Linked DNA regions of Mus musculus: regions 1, 2 and 3 are each linked to region 4. Evidence: chromatin loops called from intact Hi-C (ENCODE). Cell type or tissue: heart. All regions are shown on one strand.

Region 1 (5,000 bases), 320 kb after region 4:
GAAATGCTATCAGTTCCTGGATCAGCTCCATTCTCTTAAAAATCACGTTTGGATATTCCTCCTCTTAAATTGCATCCTCTGGAGAGGAGCTCTCTGTTCACAGAGCGGTTAGCACTGCGTTGAACGAAGAAGAGTGCTATGGGGTTTGTGGGTGCTTGGTCAGAGACATCCTTCATGCATGGGTCTGCTGACTTTGGAGAGGACACTATTTAGCATGGGCCTATTTAGACAACACAATGCGCGGCCTTAGTCTGGCGTGGAAAGCGGGGTGGAGATGTTTCTGTTTCGCCCGTCTCTTGGAGATGGGACTGGTTACTACTTGGTTTCTCTCTGCGCCTGGCTATATCTAGCAAGGGTGGCAAAACCATACCAAAGAGGCTTAAAGTAAAGGTTAATTTGCATATTTTAAAATGAGCACCAAAATCATGGGAATCAAAGGCTGTGGGAGGAGCTAGAGAGCCCGGACACTGGTTACAGAGATCTTTCTGTTCCCACCTCTCTCCCGCCAAGTGCTCTGCAGCCCACCCCCTCGGCACATCGATCAGAATCTGGCCAGCCTATTTGAAAGACAACCTATTCTGAAAAAGTAGTGCATGTGTGAGATGCAGTTGCTCCCCCCAGCTGGGGTTTTCATTTCCATGGTTTCCGTTTCAACTTTTGTCTGAAAATGTTAGATGGAAAAATAGTCTCCCCAAATAAATAATTCATACATTTTACCACATTTATCATAACATGTTATAACCGTTTCTATTTTATTGTTAGCTGTTTTCATTAATCTCTTACTGTACATAATTTATAAACTAGATTTTATCTGGACACAAATATAGATAGGAAAACATAGTAAATATGGGATCTATATTACTATATCATTATAGCATATATATTCTATACTATATATTATAGTATTACCCCATAGTGCAGCACTGAGGGTCTGGAAATGTATTTCCCACACTGGGAAGGGGCTGTCACACCCTACTCCACACTGACAAGATACATTATAAATCAAAACATAATAAAAATGTCGTGCTTCACCAATGCCTGGGGACACAGCTTTTTCCTAGAGCCATTAGGTGTGGGTACCAAGTGACTCATTGACTACTGCCACCGTCTATGAGGGGACTTTGCTCCCTGCCCCTGGGCTGCCCTCCTCCCATTTGCTGCTGCTTTCGCTCATCTAAGGGATGCTAAGGTTTCATCTAGCCCCCTGCAAGTGAGAGCGCACACCCTCTCCACATCATCACCAGACAGCGCCTTTAGAGCTCTGGCGCAGCTCAGGAAGCATCTCATAGCAGACTGAGCCCAGATGGGAGCCCTGTAGTCCATAGAAGAGCTCATGCCAGCACACTTGAGCCCATGGGGGCTGACCCCACCAATGGTTATTGAGTTTGCATATGCCGTTCAAGTATCCTTGGGTCTTTTTAGAAGCCATTCCAAGATGAGTCGTGATTCATAGGTTACAGACACAGGCCAGCTTGCAGGAGCATTTGCCTATCGAACATGCTTATTCCAGTCTTTGGAAACACAGGATAAGCCGCCATAACTGCAAAGCCCTATCTACCATTTATCTGGCTTCTCTTTTTCTTTTTTAAGCTATTCTAAAAAATGATATCTTTTAGCACCCCCAGTGATGATCATTCTGGAATACAGTCATCCTCCACACCCAGCGGGCCTTGAGCTGTATAGTAATTTCAGGTAGGAACAACAATGGCACCCTAGAATATTATCCATCATTGCAGCAACGTCACAAAGGGAGAGAGTTATATCTCAGTTTCTCTCTACATAATGGGAAAAAGCAAGCTGCAGGCAAAGTTTTGAATGTTACTAAATTTGTTTGAAATGATCCAAAGGTTACCTGGGAGGCAGCTTTGCAATGACAAATATCAAAGGGATCATTTATATTCTCTTGTATTTGATGCGTCACTGGTGGAGAAACCAGTTATCAGTAACATCTCGAGACCTCCATCAGCCTCAGTGACCTTGTCTCTGAAATGGGCGTGCCATGAAGACCAAGCGACAGAAATGAAGGTCCTGGGAACAAGGCTGTCCACAGACACCCAATGCCCGATGCATGCTTATCCCTCACTGAGCCCAGTGTCACTCAGCCCCAAGCCGCGGAAACACATGGCTGTCGGGAAAAGAGCTGGCTGCCTTCCTTGTCTCTCTTTCCTTTTTCATTTTGTCTCCACAGAATGGGAGCGAGGGAGGGGGAGGCAGGTCTCCTGCCTCACAAAAGGCCAGTGTCTGTGGGCCTGCAATGTCTGGGAGGCCCATTAGGCTACAAGGCAGCCCTGCCAAGTTTACATATGGTTTTCATATCACCGGGCTTGTTGTTTTGACTCCTGTGAGCTCTCTCTGCAACAACGTCTCTGGAGGAAAGGAAGTGCAGGCAGACTGAAGGCCAGGGCTGCAATGGCAGAGGCATCTAAGGTACAAAGCAAATAAAATACCTCCGGGGCCGTGCATAGTCCCCGAGATCTGTCCCCTTGGGTTGCTACCTCCTTGCTTGCCTTCCAAGTCGTCCAGCATCTGGTACCTTCTGGCTTCCAGAAGACTCAGTCATGTCTGAGCTTTCTTCCCAGAGGAGGTCAGGGAGGCAGAAGAATTTGGCAGATGAACAAAAGCCATTAGCAGCGTCTGGTCTGATGTAGGTGGCAGCACTTGGGAGTCCACAGGCTCTGAGGAGCCAGTGTGGACTGGTCCTTCTGTTAGCTGCCCTTCAGTAGGTACACTCTAGCTTAGCTGGTGGGAAACGAAGGTGAGTTGAACAAACCGGTTCTTTCCAGGTCTTGCACAGAGTAGGCTTCCAGTGGAGTGTGGGTGCACAAGGTAGCTGCAACAGTAATGATAATGTATGGAATTGTAGTCATCTGTGTGCGTGTGCATGTGTGTGTGTGTGTGTGTGGGGTACATATATGCACAGCATACATGTGGAGGTCAGAAAACAACCTCAGGATGCTATTTACTTTGCCACCTTTAAAGGTATTTTAAAAATATCTATACATGGATAACATATTCAGATCCAATTCGCTGTCCTCTGATTCCTCGCCTCTCTCCCATACTTTTCCCTTTGAACTCTATGCTCTCTCTCTCTCTCCCTCTCTCTGTGTGTGTGTGTGTGTGTGTGTGTGTGTGTGTGTGTGTGTGTGTGTAATACCTACCTGCCTGATAATAATTTCCATTTGACAACTATTTCTTGGGAGCCAACCATACACCTAGCACTGTACTATTCCTGAGCAAAACCAGCAGGAGCAGCTGCCGATGATCACATCAGTATAGCATACACGGTGTTTATCTTCATCCGTTTGCTCGTTTGCCCCATGAAGGAAATGCTGTAATCACCCCACCCCCACCCCCATTCTTCAAACCAAGAAGCTGAACTCCAGAGAGGTTAAGCACACTTTTAATTGCGTTTTGTTTTGAGATAGGATCTTGCTATTCAGCTCAGTCTGATCTAGACCCGCCATCCTCCTGCCGTAGCTCTCTGAGCACTGTGATTACAGGTGTGAGCCAATCCAACTAGCGTTACACTTGCTCTAGATAACATTACCAGACTAGGAGCCACACTTTGAGCTGCTATATGTAAATGGAGCCAGAGTCAGGACAACATTGTGTACACCCTAACCGCAGCCTGAGTCTTCCACCGCAAGACTTTTGTTGTGCAAAGCTGTGTCTAACATTAATGAATGGTTTGTCCAGCTCTGGCTGGCTGGGCAATCCTGGCTATGAACCGAGCACCTTGCCAGGCTCTCAAACTGTGGTCCTTTGTGTTCACAGTTTTCCCTCCACTGACGCTTCCCCCAGGCCAAGCAAAGGGAAGGGATCTTCAGGTCTCTGGATCTTGATCTCAGATCACAGTCCCCCAGAGCCAGAGAGCCACTGGTCTCATAACCAAGACCCTATCTCTTCTATGACTTTAAGTCACCACTTCACAGTGACTCTTCTGCCTTGCTTCGCCTTACCATGTCTGTTCTGGATGTGGAAATCAAATGATTTTTGCTCACTGGGAAGGTTGCTCACTGGATGGATCCTTGAGCTTGAAAGTGACCAGCTGTAGGCTGTGGCGCCATTGTGAACAACTAGGAACGCATAGCAGCATCAAGCATGGGAAGTGACCAATGCCAAGCGCTCCAGAGACGCTGCACTTATCACTGATGTACTCCAAGGTGGCTGAGAAAGTCGGTGGAGATTGTAATGATGGAAGTGGTTGCTCTGTGTCACTGAGGACAAAACAGAAGTAGTCACAGATGCCAAGCCACACAAGGTAGATGAACAGAAAACCATATATCAGTGGCGCTTGACTTTCCTAATGCCATGATCCTTTAATACACAGTTCCTCATGCTGTCGTGAAGCCCAACTGTAAAATTATTTCATTGCCTCTTCATAACTGTAATTTTGGTACTGGGATGAATCGTAATATAAATATATGATATGCAGGATATCTGATATGCAACCCCCCAAAGGGTCATGACCTATGTATGGGTTGAGAACCACTGCCTTAGAGTGGAATAATGAAGGCCGTCTCAAGACAGCAGTATCAAAGGCACACACCTGGGTAAAGGTCTTGGCTAAGAAGCACGCCAAAGAATATCTTTCAAGAGATTATGTTGAGCATCAGGAAAGGCTCAAAGAGATGAAGGTCCTGTGAGTGACACAGTTTGGTAACCTTCAGTGATAAAGCCTCCGTAGATATAACTGCCACTCATGAAGGCAACCATAGCCTCTGAGTGACAGAAACATTGTGTAACTTCTCAGGCAGCCCAAGGTGGGCTCTTTGGTGGTGGATATTTGGTCAATGGTATTCACCTTGCTGGTTGGCAAATGTTTTAGCTGTTATGGTGGTCTTGGTGGCACCAATGACAAAGATAAGACAGGGTGGTAGAGGGGGTGACTGGACATGAGAATAATGGAGGTAACAATTATAAAATATTGATCTTAAAGTTTGTTTGATGAGGGGCTGGAAAGATGAATCAGAGGTTAAAAGTACTTGATGTTCTTGCAT
Region 2 (5,000 bases), 240 kb after region 4:
GCTAGGAAATAGGAAAACATGATCAACAAAGAAATAGCAGAAGAAACTGTAAAACAAGTATGGGTCAAAGGTCATTTTGCAGGACCATCCAATTTCCATAACAGATCAGGAACTGAATAAGGACAGACAGATGCTATAAGAGACTTAAGCGCGCGCATACCAGATGCTATACTGTCTTGTTTAGAGTTTCTCCCTGTCCCTCTCCTCTCCCTCCTCTCCCTTCTCCTTCTCTCTCTCCCTCCCCTTTCTCGTCTTTTCACTCCCCCTCTCTTCCCCCTCTCTTATTGTTTTGAGGCAGGATCTCACTATGTATAGCCCTGGCTGGCCTGGAACTCCCAACGTAGACCAGACGGTCTTCAAACTCATAGCAATCCACCTGCCTCTACTTCCCAAGTACTGGGATTAAAGGCATGCACCACCATGTCTGGCTTTTAGTTTATATTTTAGCTCAAAGAAAGTCACTATAAAAGACAAATTTGAATCCCCAAATAGAGGCGATAGGTAGGTGCTCTCCAGGCCCCACCCCTTCTGAGGAATCTTTGGCCAATGACAGTGCTTAGAGAGGGATATGCCCACTGGTAGGATTCTCATGCTGCAGCCGATGGCCCCACACCCGTGGACAACACTAATTGCTCTTAGTGAAGTCTGTTTGTTTGTTTGGTTGGTTTGTTTTGTTTTTTAGACATGAAGTTGGAAGAACTTCTTGAGGCTGTTGCGGGGAAATTAGAAGGGACAATAGCAATAAATATAGTATTTTACTATATACATGTATGAAACTCAAAACTAAAGGAAAAAATTAAAGACAACTGAGATCTTCAAATTCAGGGAGTTTTGCAAAAACTGGAGTGAAGATGAGGTGGGTACCAGATGAAACAGAATTGGCAAAAATATTGATATTTGCTGAGGCTTGTTATATTCTCTTACTTAGAGGGATGCATGGCGTTTTCAAAGATTAGAAGCTGTTTTAGTTATACTACTGCATAACCCCACTCTCCATCCACATCAGGCTAATGAGGTCAGGAGAGCCAAGGAGGAATGGAAGTCATTGCTTAGGATTAGCGATTCCCTTTCAGGGACTTGGTATAAACCTCCTTCAGACAGTTGTTGTTATTTTCCTTTTTCCTAGGATCCATGTCTTATTTTCTTTTTTTTATTATTATTATTATTTTTTATTAGGTATTTTCTTCATTTACATTTCCAATGCTATCCCAAAAGTCCCCCATACCCCCCCCCCACTCCCCTACCTACCCACTCCCACTTCTTGGCCCTGGCGTTCCCCTGTACTGAGGCAGATAAAGTTTGCAAGACCAATGGGCCTCTCTTTCCACTAATGACCGACTAGGCCATCTTCTGATACATATGCAGCTAGAGACACGAGCTCCGGGGGTACTGGTTAATTCATATTGTTGTTCCATCTATAGGGTTGCAGATCCCTTTAGCTCCTTGGGTACTTTTTCTAGCTCCTCCATTGGGGGCCCTGTGATCCATCCAATAGCTGACTGTGAGCATCCACTTCTGTGTTTTGCTAGGCCCCGGCATAGCCTCACAAGAGACAGCTATATCAGGGTCCTTTCAGCAAAATCTTGCTAGTGTATGCAATGGTGTCCCGGCATATATCCAGAAGATGTTCCAACCAGTAACAAGGACACATGCTCCACTATGTTCATAGCAGCCTTATTTATAATAGCCAGAAGCTGGAAAGAACCCAGATGCCCCTCAACAGAGGAATGGACACAGATAATGTGGTACATTTACACAATGGAGTACTACTCAGTTATTAAAAAGAATGAATTTATGAAATTCCTAGGCAAATGGATGATCTGGAGGGCATCATCCTGACTGAGGTAACCCAATCACAAAAGAACTCACATGATATATACTCACTGTTAAGTGGATATTAGCTCAGAAACTTATAATACCCAAGATATAAGATACGATTTGCAAAACACATGAAACTCAAGAAGAACAAAGACCAAAGTGTGGACACTTTGCCCCTTCTTAGAATTGGGAACAAAACACCCATGGAAGGAGTTACAGAGACACAGTTTGGAGCTGAGACGAAAGGATGGACCATCTAGAGACTGCCATACCCAGGGATCCATCTCATAATCAGCCCCCAAATGCTGACACCATTGCATACACTAGCAAGAATTTTCATATCTTGTTTTCTTAAAGATCCTGTCTTAGTTACTTTTCTATGGCTGCAACAAGACACCATGGCCAATGCAACTTATAAAAGAAAGCATTTAATTTGGAAGCTCACGGTTCAGCCGTCATGGAAGGCAGCTTGCCGGTAAGTACACATGCATGACACTGGAGAAATAACTGAAAGCTAGTGTTGAGACAACAAGCACAAGGCAAAGAAACAGTCCAGGGGAATTTTGTGGGCTTCTGGGACCTCAAAACCACAAAGCCCTCAGTGACACACCTCCTCCAACAAGGCCACACCTCCTAATCCTTCCCAAACAGTTCTACCAACTGGTGATCAAGCATTCAAACAAGGGTCTATGGCAGCCATTCTCATTCAACCCACTACAGCCCCCTAAAAGAACCACCTATAATCAGATTTGGTGCCCTCTTCTGGCCTGCTATATACTAAATAAATAAATAAATAAATAAACCTAAAAATCAAAACAAGAACAAAACCAAAGTGGTATCAGAGTCAGTATTTCAGGTTCCTCACAGTTGCGCTGGAGAGAAAGGCCTAGTTAGCAAGCACACGCTTTTATAGCCAAGCCTGGTGAGCCGACTTAGGTCCCTGAACCCCAAAGTGGAAGAGGAGAGCCAACTCCCCAGAGTTGCCCTGTCTGACACCCACAAGTCCACTGTAGCTCTCCCCCTTCCCAATAAAATCAATTTCCCTTATCTAACTAATCAGACTGCATTTGTAAATATAGAGGTCAATGCTAAAAGACATGTACAATAGATTAGTTATTAGAGGCCCTCTGGCTTTCATCACCTATAAAGCTAACTTGGCTCAGAGCAGGGAGGTTAATAAACACCACACAGAATTCTCCTGGCCAGCATTCTTTCAAAGCCCAGCTTTACCTCCGAGCTTAGGCCCTTTTGTAGTAATTCTAAAAGTGGTATTCGCAAATTTATGTTTTAAAAGTATTAGAGACCGGACAGATGTTTGTTTGGCATTTCCTATGTAATGCTAAGTTCTGCTAGAGTCAAAATTTAGGGACACTTAGGAATTTTTTTAAATAGTGTTTTTATAAGTGTCCAAACTATGTTCAGTATTTGAGAACCGAGCAACTGGTGTGTTAAAGATGCAGAGTACCAGGCTCCCCCAGAGAGCATTTAAAGTCACTCTCCAGGACTTGAGAAATGGCTCAGCACTTAAGAGTACTGTTTGCTCTTCTAGAAAACCCAAGGTGCCACCCAGCAGCCATCTGGTAATCTGATACCCTCTCTGGCCTCCTGGCCATCAGGCACACTCATGGTACACAGACTGACAAGCAGGCAAAATGCCCCCACATAAAAAATAAAAATAAATCTTTTTTTTTTTTCCTGTTTAACCACTGTCTGGTAATATGGTCTGGAACTCTGTTTGGTTTTTTTTGTTTGTTTGTTTGTTTTGTTTTTGTTTTTGTGTTTTTGTTTTTTTGAGACAGGGTTTCTCTGTATAGCCCTGGCTGTCCTGGAACTCACTCTGTAGACCAGGCTAGCCTTGAACTCAGAAATCTGCCTGCCTCTGCCTCCCAAGTACTGGGATTAAAGGCGTGCGCCACCATGCCCGGCATTGTTTTTGGTTTTTCGAGACAGGGTTTCTCTGTAGTCTTGGCTGTCCTGGAACTCACTTTGTAGACCAGGCTGGCCTCGAACTCAGAAATCCACCTGTCTCTGCCTCCCAAGTGCTGGGATTAAAGGCGTGCGCCACCACCGCCCGGCAGCCTGGAACTCTGGACCTCTAGCAAGTAGACCAGGGGATTCATTTCTTGCACTAAAGTTTAACAGTCAAACCTTCAAGAACATGACATTTCTCTCAAGTTTATGTGAAAAACAAAAATAATAACAGCATAAATAAATAAATAATCAGTCAAACCCTATAAGAGGCAAACTTCTGAGGAATGGTCTGGTCTCTAGAGTTAAAAACTAGAGTGTGGTTGTCTGTGTCTGCCTGTAATCCCTGCAAGCAGGAAGATCAGGGGGTCAAGGCTAGCTGTGGCTACATTCGAGGGATTCAAAGTTACCCAGGACTACAGGATCCAGATAACAGACTACACAAAGTCGGAAGAATGGCTAAACAGATTGCTGTTCCTTATAAGACATGTTGCATGACACAACATGAAAAAAGCTTAAAAGCAAGTTTCAAATGAAGAAAATCTAGTTTTAAAAGAACCAAGTATGACCTGGCAGTGGTGGGGGCACGCCTTTAATCTCAGCACTCAGGAGGCCAAGGCAGAAGGATCTCTGTGAGTTCAAGGACAGCCTGGTCTAAAAAGCAAGTTTCAGGACAGTCAGGATTACACAGAGAAACCCTATCTCAAAATAACAACAACAAAAAAGGTCACATGTGTGATTCCATGCCTACAAAAAATCTAGAAGAGACGGTTTCCAATTTAAAAAAAAAATGTATTATTATTTACTGTTATGTGTGTGTGTTTGTGTGAACTTGTTGTTGTCCAAAGGGGACTGTGGAGCTGGAGCCTGGCGTTGCAGGTAGTGGGTGCGAGGAACCGCAAGAGAAGCAAGTGCTCTTAACTGCTGAGCCATCTCTCCAGCCCCATGGGGCTTCTTTTTCCAATAAGACGCTGACTGCAAAATGATCTGGGAGTAGACAATGGAGATGATTATAAAACCTTGAGGAATATTTAAAAACACCGATTTGTACACTTAAAAGGGTGACCTATAACACTTGGGTTCAATCTCAAAAAGTTATCTAAAAAGTCAAAGCAAGTTGACAAAGCAGGTCATCATTTTTTTTATCTAGACTAAAAGTGGCTGTAAAGAAACACAGGCGAGCATGATGAATAGACTTAGAGTCCTTATTCAAA
Region 3 (5,000 bases), 140 kb after region 4:
TATTCCTTCTCACCATTACTTGCCCTCTTAAGTGTCTGTTTTCAGCAAACCATCAGATGCCCCCTCACAAGACAGTGTCCAGGAAAAACATCACATGACACAGCTGAGTTGTTAAAGAGTCCAGAAATTTCCACTTCACCCAGCCTCACGAGCTCTTACAATGTTTCCTCCTCCTTTTCCACAGGGTTCCCTGAGCCCTGAAGGGAGGGGTCAGATGAAGTGTCCCAAGGTCTCACTCTCTGCACATTGTCCAGTTGTGTGGCCCATCCTTTTGAAAAAATTTTCAGAAAAGTAAGGGGTAATGGCAAAGTTAACAGACCTAAAAGAAGGACCTGTTTTATGCAAAAGTGTCCCACTTATACAAACATATGTAAGAACCATATTCATAACTATTTTCATTTTAATTTTTCCAATGTACATCACCACTTCCATTCACTGCAGCAGAGCTTAGGAGAGATGAGAGATCAAGTGGTCCGCCCTCTAGAGCTGCCTGTCGTTTGGATCACGTTCACACCTCCTGCGTTCATCTGAACAGGGCTGGTGAAGCCTGAGGAGTTGAGGCTCAATATCGGGTGACTTTCCAGTCCTCTCTGATCATCTTTTCATTGTGCAGGAAGGTAGGCCTGTGCTCCTGTGTGCTGCTATAACTTCCTAGCAGGATGGACGATAGGGGAGAAGCACGTATGCTCTCAGACTATTGGGGGAAAAAAATGGACCAAGGAACTAAATTCCATCCCCCGCCGCCAGGAGCCCTGTGCTGGGGAAAAAGAATGGCTGAAGTCCCAAGCCCAGGGGGAAGTCATGTCCTTAGAACCTCACACAGCTCTGACAGCTTAGCAGGGCTAAGACAATGATGGCAGGACCTCATTTGGACTATGACTGCCTGTGTACGCATGCCTCCTGCATACATTAAGCATACCCATTAACTCAGCATGCTGGGAGGGAGACTTGGGGGTCACTAGACTCCTTTCTTTGTTCTTTTTCCAGGTCTAGCCACACATGAGTAAGTCCCCTTTCTCTCCTTTTCACTCTCAGCTCTTTTACGAACATGGTGGGAACTGATGTTGGAGCAGAGCTTGTTGAATCTTTCAGAGCATGGCTCTGACCCTAACAGGAGCTTCAGTAACTGTGGGTCCAGCCTCCTTCCATAGTCTGCTCTTTTGTTCAATGAGAGTCTGCGTTTTTAATTCTCCCATAATAAGAAAGTTTTCTTAGACATAAAATATGTCTGCCTTCCCTGAAGTTTCTTTCTAAGATAAATTCCATGAGGCTGCTTCCACTGAGTGTTCAATGTGACAAAAGCCACTCAGTAGTCACGCTTCGGAAGAAGAGCGAGTTCTTTCTCCGCATCCCTTCAGCTCGGCTTCGCAAGTCTTCTTTAGTGGCGATTCTCACACTTCCACTGTTTGCTTCTTCACAGTTCCTCTTCCCAGAATGTCACAGCAGACTTCTTGTCCGATGCCTCACTCCCTCACTGTGTCTGCTCCTGGACTTAGGAGGCTCATGTAGTCAGCATCTTTTTACATGGTTTAGACTTGGGCGTCAGCAGATGCAACGACAAACATCTCTGGCAAAAAATAATCTAGGACGGTTCCAAAGTGCGCACCAACTTGCCAGAAATTCTTCAACAGCAAATAGGTGCTTCTGTACCGTTTTACGAAAGTGTGTGTGCATCAGTGCACAGGTCCATGTCTATGTGTGTTCAATGTGTGTACCCATGTGTGTGTATGCGCACATGTATGCATCTGTGTGCATGTGCATGTTTATGTGTGTGTACTCATGTCTGTGTACATATGTATGCATACATGTGTGTGCATGTCTACGTGTGTGTACTTGTGTCCCATGTATGTACCCATGTGTGTGTGCACACATGTATGCATCTGTGTGCATGTGCATGTTTATGTGTCTGTATTCGCATGTGTGTGTGCATGTGTGGAGGGCAGAAGACAACTCAGAACAGTCAGTTCTCTCCTATCGTATGGGTCCTGGGGATCTAACTAGGGTTGCAAGGCTGGGAGGTAAGCACTTCTACCCCGTAAGCAATCACACCGGCTCATCTTGTAATTTTTGTCAGCCAAGCTCCATAGGTTGTTAAGCATTGAGTCAAATGTCGATCAGTAAAAGCCAGCTATTGGCCTTGGGCAGGACACTAGGATTGAAGTTGTGCTATGTCCCCTTACATGCTTACTTTGGGCTGTTTGTCAACACTCCCTAAAATAGGAGGGTGGCTCCTTGGTCTTTGATGTAAGCCCTTCCATCCATTTCATATGTTCTCTCCTTCCTTCCTCCCCTCCTTCCCCCATCAGGAGGTTTTTCTTTGTAGCATTAACATGTTCAATGAGAGTGGCATCAATGTCTCTCTCAGGTCCCTTAATGCAGACCCATCAGGATCATGCATGTGTTTCGCTCAACCGCTTTTTGAGACACAAGATTTGAGAGACAAGCAGGTCACTGACTTCAAGAGCCCACTTTCTCCGAAAGGGCCTCTTGCTTTATTCTGCAGAAAGATGAGAGTGCTCTGACTTCACCTTTGGCTTGCTTTCACAACAGCAGCTCTTGGTTTGATGTTCTAGTTTAGGGTTTTGTTTAGTAGAAAACTGTGCCACTGAGCTCTTCTGAGAAAGCTCCAGGGGGTGTTTTAGGCCATTCTCACTAGAGGGCACCACACTCTACTATTGTGTCCTGGGTCAACTCTACACCCAGGGCGTGTACTTGGTCTAAGTCTAAGCTTAGGGTTGTGGAAAACTTTTGAGTGTACATAATAACATCCAGAGAGACTAGGACCATCTCAATTAAGGCTGAGTGGGCTTTCTGGACTTCCGTTGGGAAGGCTCTCAAGTCCCGCTTCAGGGTTCACCCTCAAGTTGGGGATTCTGGTGCTTCAGCAAATTCAAAGGCTCTGGAGACACAGCTGAGCCACAGGGACTTCAAGAGGCTCAAGCCAATGTGCTTTCCAGAAACTTCTATAACTCTGCTCTTTTGATAAGGGAGAGAAGCCTAAAGTCATTGTTTACTCGAAGTTGGAAGACTTGGCATACAGACCAATGCAACCGACCCCTCAGAGAAAATCGCTCTATTCTGCGGTCATTTTTTTCCTTCCCGCTCTTAGACCAGCAAGGCTCAGAACGTGACTTACATCTCCTTTCGCTAGACTACCCACACAATTACGGTATTAAGCTGAGTCCAGTGCAGCTGCAGCTGGGGCCATGCGTTATGCAGAACCCTGGGCATCTACTAAAGGGGTCTTGGAGCTCAAACAGCCCGAGCCTCCGGCTGGGACTGTGGAGGAGGACAACAATAGCTTTTCAGGATCCCGCACCATTAGGAAGTGGAGTGGTTCTCTGTATATCTTGATATCTGGGTCAGATGCAAGAGGAGACAGAGTGAGAATTGGTAAAACAGCATCCCTCCTCACTCAGACTCCGGGAGCAACGCTAGCTAGCATTTTACCATTTACACCTCGACCTTGTTCTTGCCTGCATCTAGAGAAAATTATGAAGTAGACATGTTTCTTGTCTGACTTCCTCATAGTCACAGCATGACCTCGTCCAAGGCTGCTGTTCTGTGAGATTGCTTGTGGCAGGCAAGGAGACCCATGGCTTAGCTCTGAGCAGCAGGCCAGCTCCTGTCAACATCCAAAGAGAAGCTTTCTCAGGCTAGCTCCTGTCTGTCTCAAAAGATCTTCCCTTACTGGCCTGTGTAGTCTTTCTGCCTAGTTCTCATAAGAAAGGTCTCTGCATGTTAGAGTTCGTCTCCACATGGAGAATTGCTGCTGATCCACACAGAAGTGTGTGTGTGTGTGTGTGTGTGTGTGTGTGTGTGTGTGTGTGTGTGTGTGTGGTGTATATGTGGGGGCTGGGGATGGGTGTATATGTGGGGTGTGTGTGGTGTGTATATTTGGTGTGAGGTGTGTGTGTGGGGGGTGTATATGTGGGGGTGGGGGTGTGTATATGTGGTGTGAGGTGTATGTGGTATGTGTGTGGTGTATATATGTGGTGTGTGTGGGGTGTGGGGGTGTATATATGGTGTGGGGGTGTATATGTGGTGTGGGGGCTATGTTTGTGTGGTGTATATGTGGTATGTGTATGTGTGATTGTGTGGTGTGTATATGTGGTGTGTATGTGTATATGGTGTGTGTGTGTGTGGTGTGTATGGCATGTGTGTGAATGTGTGGTGTGTGTACATGTGTGTATATGACATGTATGTGTGAATGTGTGGTGTGTGTATATATGTGTGAGATATGTGTATATGGTATGTGTGTGTGTGAATGTGTGGTGTGTGTGCAGATGCCAGAGATTCTTAGGGCTTGACTTCTTTGAATGGCTTAACTGTCACATCATTTTGTCACTTTACAGCTGTGTTTTATGGCCTTTAAGTATCTGTATCCTGGGTCCCGTATGACTTTTCAGGACAGGGATGGGATCTAGCTCAGTAGTGCAGTAACAGCCTATGATGCATAGGATCAGAGTTTGATCCTGGTCTCTTAAAGGTGTGGGCACCATAGCCAAATTGTGGCAGGGTTCCCCAAGGCTAGAAGCTAAGCCTTAATGAGTCTTAACTTATTCCCAAATCCTTCTCCAAACCTATGCCTTTATTCTCCTGCTATCTACACAGGCCCTCACCCCAGGACAGGTTCTTCAGAATGTTCCTTCTTCAGAGCCATCATAGGCTTCACAGATGTGTCTACTAAAATCCCACCTTTTGAGTAAACATCCAAAGCAAAGTCTTCTGAGTCCAACCAGGCGCGCTCTCTCTCTCCCTCTCTCTCTCTCACACACACACACATACCATACACACTCTCCACACACAGCTGGAGAATGAACTCTACTATGTATAGTCCAAGCATTCCGCATGCCTCCACTTGGCCCCATCCATCCTTCAATTCTTCTGGTGGTCATTTTTAGTTGGTTGGCACATGGATTCTCTCCAGCAAGAACCATTACGATAGCCTCTAGAATGTGATTGGCTGAATATGTAGACATGGTGGTTTTAATTGTTGG
Region 4 (5,000 bases):
ATACACACATATACATACACATCACACACATATACATATACATCATACACACACAGAGACACACACATATACATACACATTACACACACATATATATACATACACCACACACCACACATATTCAGTGCAAAATGGCAGACCCCCTCTGTCAACAGGGCTTCTCCTTCTCTGACCTTGCCTGGGGCGCTTGCTTACAGATTCAGCTTCCTTTCTCCAGATAAGAACCCATTCAGGGAGCGCCTGGAATTCCTAGAGTGCCTCCTCATGCTAATGAGGCATCTCAGCACCTCAGCCTTCAACCAATGAGCTTTGCCCACCCTGGATAGTCCTACCTGCTTCCCCAGGACTATATAACCTTTGATTCACCTCAATTAAAGTTGATCTATCTCCCCAAAGATGAGCCTGGAATGACATCATTTTTATTAGTAGTCTTGGGTCATCTGAAACCCTGTTTGTTATCCTGGGGAAAAGGGTCTCTCTCTCTCTCTCTCTCTCTCTCTCTCTCTCTCTCTCTCTCTCCTCTCTCCTCTCTCCTAAGAGTCTCTCTCTCTCTCCTCTCATTTCTCCTCTCTCCTTTCTCCTCTCTCCTCTCTCCTCTCTCCTCTCTCTCTCTCTCTCTCTCTCTCTCTCTCTTTCTCTCTCTCTCTCTCTCTCTCTCTTTCTCTCCTCTCTCCTCTCTCCTAAGAGTCTCTCTCTCTCTCCTCTCTCCTTCCCTTTCTCCTCTCTCCTTTCTCCTCTCTCCTCTCTCCTCTCTCCTCTCTCTCTCTCTCTCTCTCTCTCTCTCTCTCTCTCACACACACACACAGGTTTAAAAGAAGAATGCTATATCTAATTTTTATGATATGCTCATGTTTTTATTCTTTTTTTTTCTTGTTTTGGTTTTTCGAGACAGGGTTCCTCTGTGTAGCCCTGGCTGTCCTGGAACTCACTCTGTAGACCAGGCTGGCCTCGAACTCAGAAATCCGCCTGCCTCTGCCTCCTGAGTGCTGGGATTAAAGGTGTGCGTCACCACGCCTGGCACTTGTTTTTTATTCTTAAAGGAACACAGTAATGAACATCCAATTGCCTTCCATAAAGGTCCCATTAAGAGACCAACAGGCATAGAAATCCTAATGGTGTGTGCACCATATCTTGTGTAGTAAATGCCTAAAGAAATAGAGGAGGTTGTAGGAGCTTAGGAAGAAGAAAGCAAAACACAGGTTCAGAAGTAATGGCTCACGATAATCATCCTTAGCACCAATAAACTAAGACCCTACAACTTGGAGGCCCAGGAAGATAGCTTTACCTCTTACTTCAGTTTTACTTCAGCCCAGTGGGAGGCATCCCTGAGCTGGGTCCTGCGGGTGTCACCACAATTTAGGGAAGAGGGAAAGGGATTCCAGTCAGGGAACAGGTGTGGATGCTGGGACACCTGACACATGACCCTTAGGAATGCCAAAAGGCCTTGGTGTGGCTGAAATGCACACCATCCCTTATTGGCTTATTTTAGGGGTTTGGGCTTTGCCAGGACAACTGAGGAGGAGTCATTGGAGGGCTTCCAAATAGGCAACAGTCATGATCAGATTCGAGTTTTAGAAAGATGGTCTGGCTGCTGCCTGGGAAATGAACATCAGTGGTTGAAATGAATATCAGTGGTTGCTGATCGGAGACAGGAAGACCTTACCTTGAACACGTCTGGATTTGTGCCGATCCAGAGTGAGTACATGGTAAACTGGGCAGCAAGTGTCTGCTCTCCTGAGACTCTCATTCTGGTGGGTGAAGGAATTAAGTGGCCAGGTACTCAGAGGTTGTGACGACCTTCATTCAGGTGAGGACTCGAGTTTTAGTCCCTGTGCCTCTTGAAGTGTGCATGTGAAGAGCTCCTGACCTATGTGTGATCCTCATGATGCTGTTCTGTCCCCCTGCCCACCAGAGTTTGACTGTCGTTCAGTTGGCCTCTAGTCCACTGTATGTATACGGTGCAGCAAAGCCAAACTGCAGTGTGATTCTACCTGCTTACTCTCTTCTTTCTCCAATGGGACGTTTTGTGGCACCTTTCCCTGGAGAGCTGGAGAAATGGCATGGGTTAGTCGGGACTTTATTAACAAATAGGCTTTGTGTTACAATGGGTTTTGCCAAATTATGTGAATTATGTGAGTGTTCAGGACATATTCAAGGTGAACCGGGAGGAACTCGTTGGAGGGTTTTGCCTGTGCAGTCAATACTTTCTTGGCATCTGGTTCCACCTTCTGATGGGTTTAATGGGAACATAACGTCATAGTAAATCTCTCCCATAACTCCAAAGTGCATGTCTGGACTCTTGTGTGTGTTTAGATGGACTAACTGGCTCAATAGAAATGGATATTAAGTAACACGATTTTGTTTCCTTATTTAAAAAAAAAAAAAAACTAATGGAATGAGAGTGCTTCATAAGAAAATCCTATAGCTTTTGCTGCCAGACACTTTGTTTCTCCCTCACAGAGCCACTGCTCGGGAGCTATCCTTTCATTTCCATGTTGAGAGGAAAAATGGAGAAGCCAGGGAACCAGCGCCGTTTGGAAAATGCTCGCCACAACATCAGGACCCAAGTTCCATCCAGCGGCGTATACATACATATGGGTGTGGTGACACCGTCTTTCCATGGTACCAGGGAAGCAAAGACAGGCAGGTTCCTGGAGCTCGCTGCCAGTCTGCTTAGCCTACCCTGTCTTGAACAGCAGGGGGCAGCAAGAGACAAAGAATACAACGCTGAACTGGGCTTCCCCAGCCCCCATCCTTGTTTGGCTTAGAAGAGTATGAAGTGGGGAGAGGCCGGTGGAGGAGTAGGAACCGAATCCAAGCCACAGAATCTCAATTCACAAAGATAAGTGGATGCAGGCCTTGCTGGAGCAAGATTTACTGAAGACAATAGCCAGACTTGAGTTTCACTGAAGAAGCCGCCCTGTGGAATCCTTAACGAAAACCTGGCTCTCTTCGGTGGCATCCACCGCATTGAGAAATAGCTCCGTAAATGAGACAACCGAATGTAGTTCTCTTTGAATAAAATTCGGTGACCTGAAGTTATTCTGCTATGAGTGGGAAGCATGAGTCTCAGAAGCTAGAGGTACCCGGGCATCTGGGGTGCCTGGCATCCAGCACTGTACCTCTCTGGACTCAGCTGATCAGACCAGGCCATATGTAAAATACTGGGTCCGGAGGGGAGTGGTCGTAGACAGAGTCTCACATGTCTCTAGAATCCTTGTGATGCGTGAAAATCTGAGCCTTAATGCAGGATTTTCCGAGCTAAAGAAAACTTAATCAGGAAACGGATGGGTTTGTTGCCAAATGTTTCTATGGCGTCCTGGAGTTAAATGGTGAAATTAGAAGTCCTGGCATAGCTTTGAGGATCCTGTGATGGCCTGAGCATTTCGGCTAGGCGTGAGTGTGGAAGCAGCTAGGGGATGGCGCCAGTCCCGTTCCGATTTTGAATAGTTGTCGCACTATGGAATAAAGCCACAGTGTGTTTGTTGCACTCAGATTTCCACTAGGATTTCTTCCTTCAGTCTCCCCAAGCTTTGGCTTTCTCATCGGTAAAATAATGTATTTAATAGGGATCTGGGGTGGATGGGAAATGATACACCTGGGGACGCTGAGATGCAACTGTGGTCCAGATGGAGCTGGAAGCTCCTCTCTCCGGCTCCCGGGAAGTCCCACGGGGTTTACTCAGACCTCCCGGAGTTTTCCAGGCGTCCCGCCAACTCTTGAAACACAATAGATAAATTTTTTACTTATAAGTTGCTATAAGTCTTCTCTCAAGTGAGATGTACTTAAAAGTGCAGTGTGCTCGACTTTGAAACTGTCTTAGCAATCATGGACAGCGCTAGGTCTTTCACAGGTGGTTGTAGCATGGCTGGAGAGAAACAGGCTTTAGAGCCGGCCAGTGACTCCTCAGCCTACAATGACAGGGCCAGTCCCGACTGTATCGAGGCTTTCTTTTAGAAATCTGGTACCAACTTCACAAATCCTAGTGGGAGAGGCAGGGTCAGGGACATCAAGAAAGTTGCAGTACAGGCTTGTTGTAGAATATTTGCATATTTACTGTTTCCAGTGCACCTCACTTTGAATCGGATACAGATTTGCTCAGGATATAAAGTCAGCTTCCACACCAGATCGGTCGGGTTAGATAACTGCAAATGTCACTCTGTTTTTTTTTTTTTCTTGGCGTGCAAATGGTTATTAGTGTGAGGTCTGTATTATGACTCTGAAAAAGCTTCTGAACGGAGTTTTGGTATTTTGGTTTTACATTGGTAACAATCTTTTTTGGCTTAATCAAAGCTTTTGGGTGAGGGGTGGCATTCATTACATCACTCTGAAACTCTGGCTGGCGTGCAACTCACTGTGTAGACCTGGCTAGTCTTGAACTTGTGGAAATCTGTCTGCTTCTGCCTTGTAAGTGCCGGGATTAAACTCTGACCTCACCAGGCTCAAGGTCATTTTTCTTTGCATTCAGATGTTTAATAAATTTTATCCTCTTTTGGGGAGGCCATCATAGCTCAGGTAATTGTTAACCTCTATAGCTACATGGACAAAACCCAAGCAGACACAAACCAGTGTCCTAAAGAAGGGCCCTCCTATTTCCTGACGAGTCCACAAAGCTATAAAAACACTCCACTGCAGCAGCAAACACCTGTTGACCTGGGACTCTCAATAAAGTGTGTTTGGTCGGTGTTTAGCCATGGAATTTGCACTTTCTGATTGGCATCAGACTGTATTCACTTACAGCTCCTCATCCAGTCAGCAGACACCCAGGCACCATGTTGAGATGGCTTCATAACTGTGGCGATCCTCATAGGCTCACATATTTGATTGCTTGGTCCTTAGGGAGTGGTGTTACTTGACAAGAATTAGGGGGTGTGGCCTTGATGGAGTAGGTGTGGCCTAGTTAGACGAAGTATGTTGCTGGATGTAAGCTTTGGGGGCCAGCAGATCTGGGTATAGAACTCTCGCTCCTCCAGCACCATGTCTATCTGCACACTACCATG

What was found. A loop is a pair of places that touch in the nucleus more often than their neighbours do. Peaks named below come from ENCODE experiments on the same cell type or tissue, not always from the same donor. Only the 100,000 strongest peaks of a DNase experiment are listed, where the experiment ranks them.
Region 1: a loop joins it to region 4, with 2.7 times the contacts of the local background. A loop is called at or near these places in 2 of 42 quality-filtered maps.
Region 2: it touches region 4 in a loop (2.8-fold over the local background); 4 of 42 quality-filtered maps call a loop at or near these places.
Region 3: a loop joins it to region 4, with 2.8 times the contacts of the local background. A loop is called at or near these places in 6 of 42 quality-filtered maps.

The regions. Positions count from the first base shown.
Region 1 is chr5:74,173,469-74,178,468 of GRCm38, forward strand. No RefSeq gene overlaps it. Among named protein-coding and RNA genes, the nearest start is that of Gm32002, 14 kb to the left of the region's middle. In heart, a CTCF peak has its summit at 2,309; a DNase peak (open chromatin) is centred at 2,283; H3K4me3 peaks cover 297 bases; H3K27ac peaks cover 2,932 bases.
Region 2 is chr5:74,086,867-74,091,866 of GRCm38, forward strand. No RefSeq gene overlaps it. Among named protein-coding and RNA genes, the nearest start is that of Dancr, 3.7 kb to the right of the region's middle. In heart, a CTCF peak has its summit at 2,587 (motif pointing left); no DNase peak of the experiment used is centred here.
Region 3 is chr5:73,991,069-73,996,068 of GRCm38, forward strand. No RefSeq gene overlaps it. Among named protein-coding and RNA genes, the nearest start is that of Usp46os1, 20 kb to the right of the region's middle. In heart, a CTCF peak has its summit at 2,646 (motif pointing right); no DNase peak of the experiment used is centred here; H3K27ac peaks cover 543 bases.
Region 4 is chr5:73,851,497-73,856,496 of GRCm38, forward strand. No RefSeq gene overlaps it. Among named protein-coding and RNA genes, the nearest start is that of Gm34960, 49 kb to the left of the region's middle. In heart, a CTCF peak has its summit at 2,693 (motif pointing right); a DNase peak (open chromatin) is centred at 2,735; H3K4me3 peaks cover 521 bases; H3K27ac peaks cover 658 bases; H3K27me3 peaks cover 372 bases.